Linked DNA regions of Homo sapiens: region 1 is linked to region 2. Evidence: read pairs that join two places in POLR2A ChIA-PET (ENCODE). Cell type or tissue: MCF 10A. All regions are shown on one strand. Each heading gives the region's core, and the rest is flanking DNA. Links, peaks and the distances in the headings are about the cores only. Region 1 overlaps LOC105370651 (a long non-coding RNA gene). Region 2 has its middle 61 kb from the start of LINC01550.

Region 1 (2,912 bases), core at 167-2,666, 150 kb before region 2:
TCACTGATGGCCCATTGATCCTCAGAGTACATCTCTCTTATCTATGAGATTCAGAGAGGGGAAGCAAAAAGCCTGGAGTCACACAGCAAGCCAGGAGTCTGTGGGTGTCTAGTCCCAGATCTGGAGCCCTCGCTCAGCTGCACTTCTGCAAGATGCCTCTTCTCCCAGGCCTTTCAGCTGCCACCTTCCGCTCAGTTAGTCCAATCCTGACTGACAAGACACAGCCAGTTTCTGAGGAAGGCTGCTGCGTTTACACTGCGAGCTGCGGCCCAAGACCCCAGATCTCACTCCAGGCTCCTGGGATGTTCCTGGGGTTTTCCATGACTTGGGAACCTCACACAGAGTGGGAACCATGGGTCTCTGGGCTTGGAGAAAGAATACTTTTTGATGTGGCCTTAGCCCCATGTCCATGAGCCCAGCGGTCGTTCAGCCACCAGACTCAGCTTTTCCTCACTGAATAAAGGGGTCATTTTTCCCTGGCTGCCGAACCAGAATTGCCTTGACTTGCACTGAACTTCAGCTAATAATCAGAACCAGGCTTGGGGAGGGGGTGCAGAAGGTGGAATGACATGGTCATTCCGACTTAAAAGAAACATTTTAGGTTCACACTTGCCAAGTTAGGAAGAAAACCAACCTTAGATCCCTTCCCCCCCACCAATACTCCTTTCCCCAAACACCGTCCCCACCCGCCTCTATGTTTAATTGAATTTTTATTTGTGATATATAGAAAACCTAACCCATGGCTGTCATGCTGAGTGTCATTTGGCTTCAAGCTCGAACCAGGGCACAGCTTGGCCTGGAACCCTGAGACAAGATGCTGGCCTCAGAAGGTGGGGCTCACGTCTTCTGGATCCCCATTTACTGGCAACAGTTGGGTTTGTCAAAGGGCTGCCCAAATTGTGCTTGGCTCAGATCTGGGTGAATCATCCCTTTTCTTCTGGGAGCCCAGTGGCTTACATGTGGATCTGGAGAGACAATCAGGGAAAGCAGGAATAACACAAAGCTACCATCATCTAGTGTGTCAGTGCTCATTTTACGTTCAGAGCTACCACACGATCTACCCTGTCCTTTCTCTCTGCTTAGAAGTGTTCTCAACCTTCCTGTCTCAGTCCAGTTGGCACTATTGCTTGATTGTAGTAACAGACCTGATTTGTCAAAGCCTCTCTGTGTCCAAGCCCTTGGGTGCCTCCCACGCTGACTCAGGACTGTGGCTTGTTTGGTGAATGAAACAACAGCCTATGTGATTGATGATGCAAATACCGGAATATATAAGACCTAAAAAATGCCTGGCAGTAGGTTTGCCCTCAGGAGTTCTGACTGGTATGCAGGTAAACAGGCTCAACTAACCTGCTGGAGGGATAGAGACAAACACGAAGAGAGACTCTAGGCTCCCTAAACAAGGACATCCGAATCCAGCCAAGTGCAGCCAGCACACTAGCTGATCACATATTCATGAATGGGCAAGTCCAGCCTTACCTGGAAGAAGTGCCCAGCTAAGCCAGCCCAAACTGCCAAAGTGAAGACTTGTGAGTTAAATTGCTACTGTTTAGGGCAACAAGATCCGAGTCGGTTTGTTACATAGCACTTCTAACTGATACACTTAGTCTATGGAGCTTCCAATGGCTGCCAGGCTGGGATTTTTGTTTCTTTTCTATGCCCTACCACACTTGCTATGGTCCTCTGTTTACTTGTTGGTCTCTCCAATTAGACTGTAAGCTCCACCAGTGCAGGTGCCATATGTCTGTTGGTCACAGTTGAAACCCATCATCTGCCATAGATCATGACAGGTAGTAAATATTCAAAAAATACTCATCAAATCAATCAATGGCTGATTGAAGAAATCAAGCAGATCTGGTTCTGAGCCCCACCTCTTCCAGCATTGCTTTGTAACTTTCATTTATACTATGTGACATCTCTGGGTCTTGGGTTCCTCATCTATAAAGCAAGGCTAAAAATTGCTGTATCATTACTGGGAGGGCCAAATGAGATGAAGCATGTAGCTCCCCTAGGACTGTGCCAGGCTAATACTCAACAAAGGCGGTGACCAGGTCCAAACAAAGCCAATCTGAATCCTATGAGCTGGTGGGTGTATTGCAATTTTCTCAATGAATAACCCTTGGCCACGATTTGTTGGCATCAGTTGTGCTTTCAAAGTGGGAAACTTTACATTGAGACACACGTGAAGGTATCAAATTTATAAGAGAGAAGAATAGAGAAGAAAAGGTGCATCAAACATGTTTCATGTGTTTGTTTACTCCAGAAAGAGGGGCTGGCATGCACAAATACCCTAGAGCAAGAAGGCTCCTAACATGTTCAAGGAACTGAAATCAAATATGATTGCAGCTGAGTATGAGAAGAACATCCTAGAAGCTGAGGCAGGAGAGGTGGGCAGGGGACAGATCATAGGAGCCTTGTAGGTCGTTCAAAATATTCTTATTTCTTTCCCTATACAGCTATGGAAAACTAAGAAAAGATTTTGAAAAGATGCCTTCTAGCCCATGTTTAAATCTAGTTCACATGGCAGAACCAGCAGCCAGGACTTCTAAGAAAAACATGCCACTGTGTCTCGTGTTGCCCAGGTACCCCTGCTTTGCTGCAGACAGTATCAGCCGTTTGAACCACCCTGTGTCATTTGCAAGCCACATGCTCATGAATGATCCAGTGGAGCCTCCACGCATCTGTAAAACAGAAATAACAACACCAAAACCAGCACTACAACAAGGACAAAGGCCAACACTTTTTGGATCCTGTCTGTGATCCTGCTGTTCTAAGTGCTTTATCTCTCTCATCCCCATGAATCCCACCTAATCCACACAGCCAACCCTTAGAGAAAGTCTGAGGTGCTGGGCACTGCTCTAAAAGTGGTGCAAGTATTGACTCATCTCATTCTCACAGCAACCCTAGGAGTTAGT
Region 2 (2,912 bases), core at 237-2,736:
TTTCCAAGCACAAAGGGCAGTGGGGGGTTCTGGTCAAGGAGCTAAATATCCTCCTGTCAATGCCAGGCTGCCCCCAACTCACCCTATACTTTAGGCTGCCACATTCTAGTGTTCTGGGCTAAAATGTCCCCCTTCTTTCACTAGAAGGATCAGCAAAATATCTGGGATCACCCAAGTTGTGAGCCTAAGGTTGTTGGCCTGTTTCCTTGGGGCAGCTCTTAGAATGGTGCAGTCAGGAAATTCACAGACACAGGTGCGGTCAGGAAATTCATAGTTTAGCGGATGCAGTCAGCTCCTTAAAGCACCTCATGAAGCAACAACTCAACATCGGACCCATACCCACCACTCAAGCCCTTTCTGGGTGACATAAGGGAATGGAGATCATTGCAATCCAAAACCCATGGAGCAAAGGAGCCAGACATTTGGAAATATCCTGAACTCATTCCAGTGCTTGTTGCTGGTCTCTTTCCCACCTATCCACAGTGCTTGGGTGATGGAGGCCCAGCCAATTAGAAATGGATGAATAATAGCCCACAGCATTGCGGTTTGCATAGGTGTCATGCTGACACATCTCTTCCCAGACATCATCTCATTTTGATATTCTCATCAACATCTCCAGGTAGGCAAGGTGGAAATTGTTAGTGTGGCTGCATGACAGATGCAGAAGTTAGCACCATGCCAAGCTTGCTCAACAAAAGAGGCAAAGCTAGGCTTCCACTCAGGGCCTGTAGCACATGCTAGTCTCACTGGGCAGCACTGCTTTGGAATGGCCACCTTTGGGGGCTGGGGGCAAGATGAGTGCAGAAATCAAGAATTACTTCTGTAAAGCCACATGCCATTCCAGAGAATGCCTGGGCTGGAGCATCTGTTTACCACTGTCAACATATAGAAATGGACAACACAGACGTGTTGAAAAAATCGGAAGATAAAACCAGTGTCTTTCCATTTTTATGTGAAGCAAGAACTTGGTCAAATTTACCTCCTGTGGACTCAAATTCCTCCTTTGCAGTTGGAGGAGAAGAATCCTCTCCCCACAGGCTTTTTTGAGAACAAAAGCAATGTACTGAAGCACGTAGCAAAGAGTAGATGCTCAATCAACATCCTTTTTCTCTTGTTACTTTTTCCTTTTCTTATGCAGGCTTGCAGGGTGAGGCTAGAAAGAGGCAGATGGATGAACAAAGCTACTTGTTCTTGGTCATGGTGTAAGGATTGGAATGCCAATGCTTTCAAGAGGTGCAAGACTAGCTCTTCTCAGACTCTGCCAGCCAGCACAACATTCTGCAGGCAGGAGGGAGGCACATGGGCTTGGCCTGTGAAAACCTACCTGTGCCAATGCTCAGGGCCTCAACAGAGGTCCCAGAACCTTAGCTTTGAGCTTTCTCATGGGCCTCACTACTGTCTCTAGGAAGACTGCTCCATTCATCTCATGCTCTCCAACTGCCTCTTCAGCCTATGCCTCCTTTCTTGCACAGCCCTTCTACCAGGTTGGGGTGGAGGATGGTGGGTACCTCTTTGCATCCTGGAGGAGAGAAGACAGGGCCTTGTTCCCCTTTGTTGTGGAGTGGGTGAGGCAGAGCTTTTGCATAATTTAGCAAGAACTACGTGAACTCACTCTTCTTTGCTGGCAGCCCCGCTCACCTCTCTACCTGTGTTTCTGAAGGGCGGTGATTAATCTCAGAGATGGGATGAGCACAGAGCGCCAAGTGCCCCAGGATAGGGCAAGGCCTACATTGAGCCATGCCCAGCCTCTCCTACTAAAGGAAAAACAAGAGCTGCTGCCAAGAAAATCTACCCTCAGATGAACACCTCACTTCCTGTTATGTAGCTCTTTTATCTTCTAGAAAGAAGCCCAGTGGAAACTGGGAGGCATGGGTTCTATCCCCAGCTCCTCCTAACTTTGTGTGACCTCAGGCAAGGTACCCTCCCATCTCTGAGGCTCAGATAACTCAAGGGCAAATTAGGCATAATCTGATTCTTGAATTTGCACATGACCTATGGAAACTATTGGTGATTTCTCAAAATCTAAAGCAAGCTTGACACATGCTCTTAAATTTTAAAGACATGGCCATCCATTTTCACAACTACTTTTGTGGGACCAAATCCACACACTCATATGTTAACAAAGTCTGTGGTTTCAACATTGAAATAGGCAAAGTCCCTATTATGGCTCGTGTATTTCTGTTTTCTCATTGTTCTTCATCACCATCTCTTTCCTGCCAATAAGAGTAATAGTAATTACTCTGTGTTGGGTTCTTTCAATGAGCCAAGCCCTGGCCAAGCGCTTTACCTGCCATCTTGCTTCATCCTCAGCAAATCTAAGAAGAGGATGTGAGGGCTGTTGGCCATTTATCAATGAGGGAACTGTGGTTCCGAGGAGAAAAAAAGCTACCCAAGCACACTCTCAGTAAATTTGGAGCCCAGAACTGTGAGGACTAAAAGGCCATAGTTAGCTGCTGTGCCTTCTGGAACTCTCTTTTCCCTAGAGTGTCCAAGTCTAGGTCATCCTGGGTTGTTCCTCTGGTCAGCTGGGCTGAGTGCAGAACATTCCCAGCTCATAGCTGGACGTCCCAGCTCAAGGCTGAACAATGCCAGTCCTCTTCTCTGTGCCCATCTAGCATCTCATCTGGACACCAGCTCCTTACCAAGCTTCACACCATGGTGGGGTCTCTTGATGTCTGAGGCCATGAGTCCCCCAGCAGGAGCTGCTCCTGGGAGCTGCTTCAGATGGGGACCTGGGAAAGTCTCCCCCAAAGCCCTGGAAGGCACAGCAAAGACTGAAGAAAGGGAATAGGGAGAAGGACAAGGAAACAGGAGGGAAGACATTTTACAACATATCTAAATGCAAGCATGAGCAACTCCATTTTAAGATGAGACACAAATGCATCCCAGAAGACACATTTATCCTGAGTTTT

What was found. Peaks named below come from ENCODE experiments on the same cell type or tissue, not always from the same donor. Only the 100,000 strongest peaks of a DNase experiment are listed, where the experiment ranks them.
Region 1: POLR2A ChIA-PET joins it to region 2 with 5 read pairs; 2 of 35 experiments call an interaction of 5 or more read pairs at or near these places.

What each region holds. Positions count from the first base shown.
Region 1 is chr14:97,770,589-97,773,500 of GRCh38, forward strand. The region is part of intron 2 of LOC105370651 (a long non-coding RNA gene); the gene reads left to right. Among named protein-coding and RNA genes, the nearest start is that of LINC02312, 9.2 kb to the left of the region's middle. In MCF 10A, for the core only: no CTCF peak of the experiment used is centred there; DNase peaks (open chromatin) are centred at 953 and 1,213.
Region 2 is chr14:97,915,685-97,918,596 of GRCh38, forward strand. No RefSeq gene overlaps it. Among named protein-coding and RNA genes, the nearest start is that of LINC01550, 61 kb to the right of the region's middle. In MCF 10A, for the core only: no CTCF peak of the experiment used is centred there; DNase peaks (open chromatin) are centred at 567 and 1,697.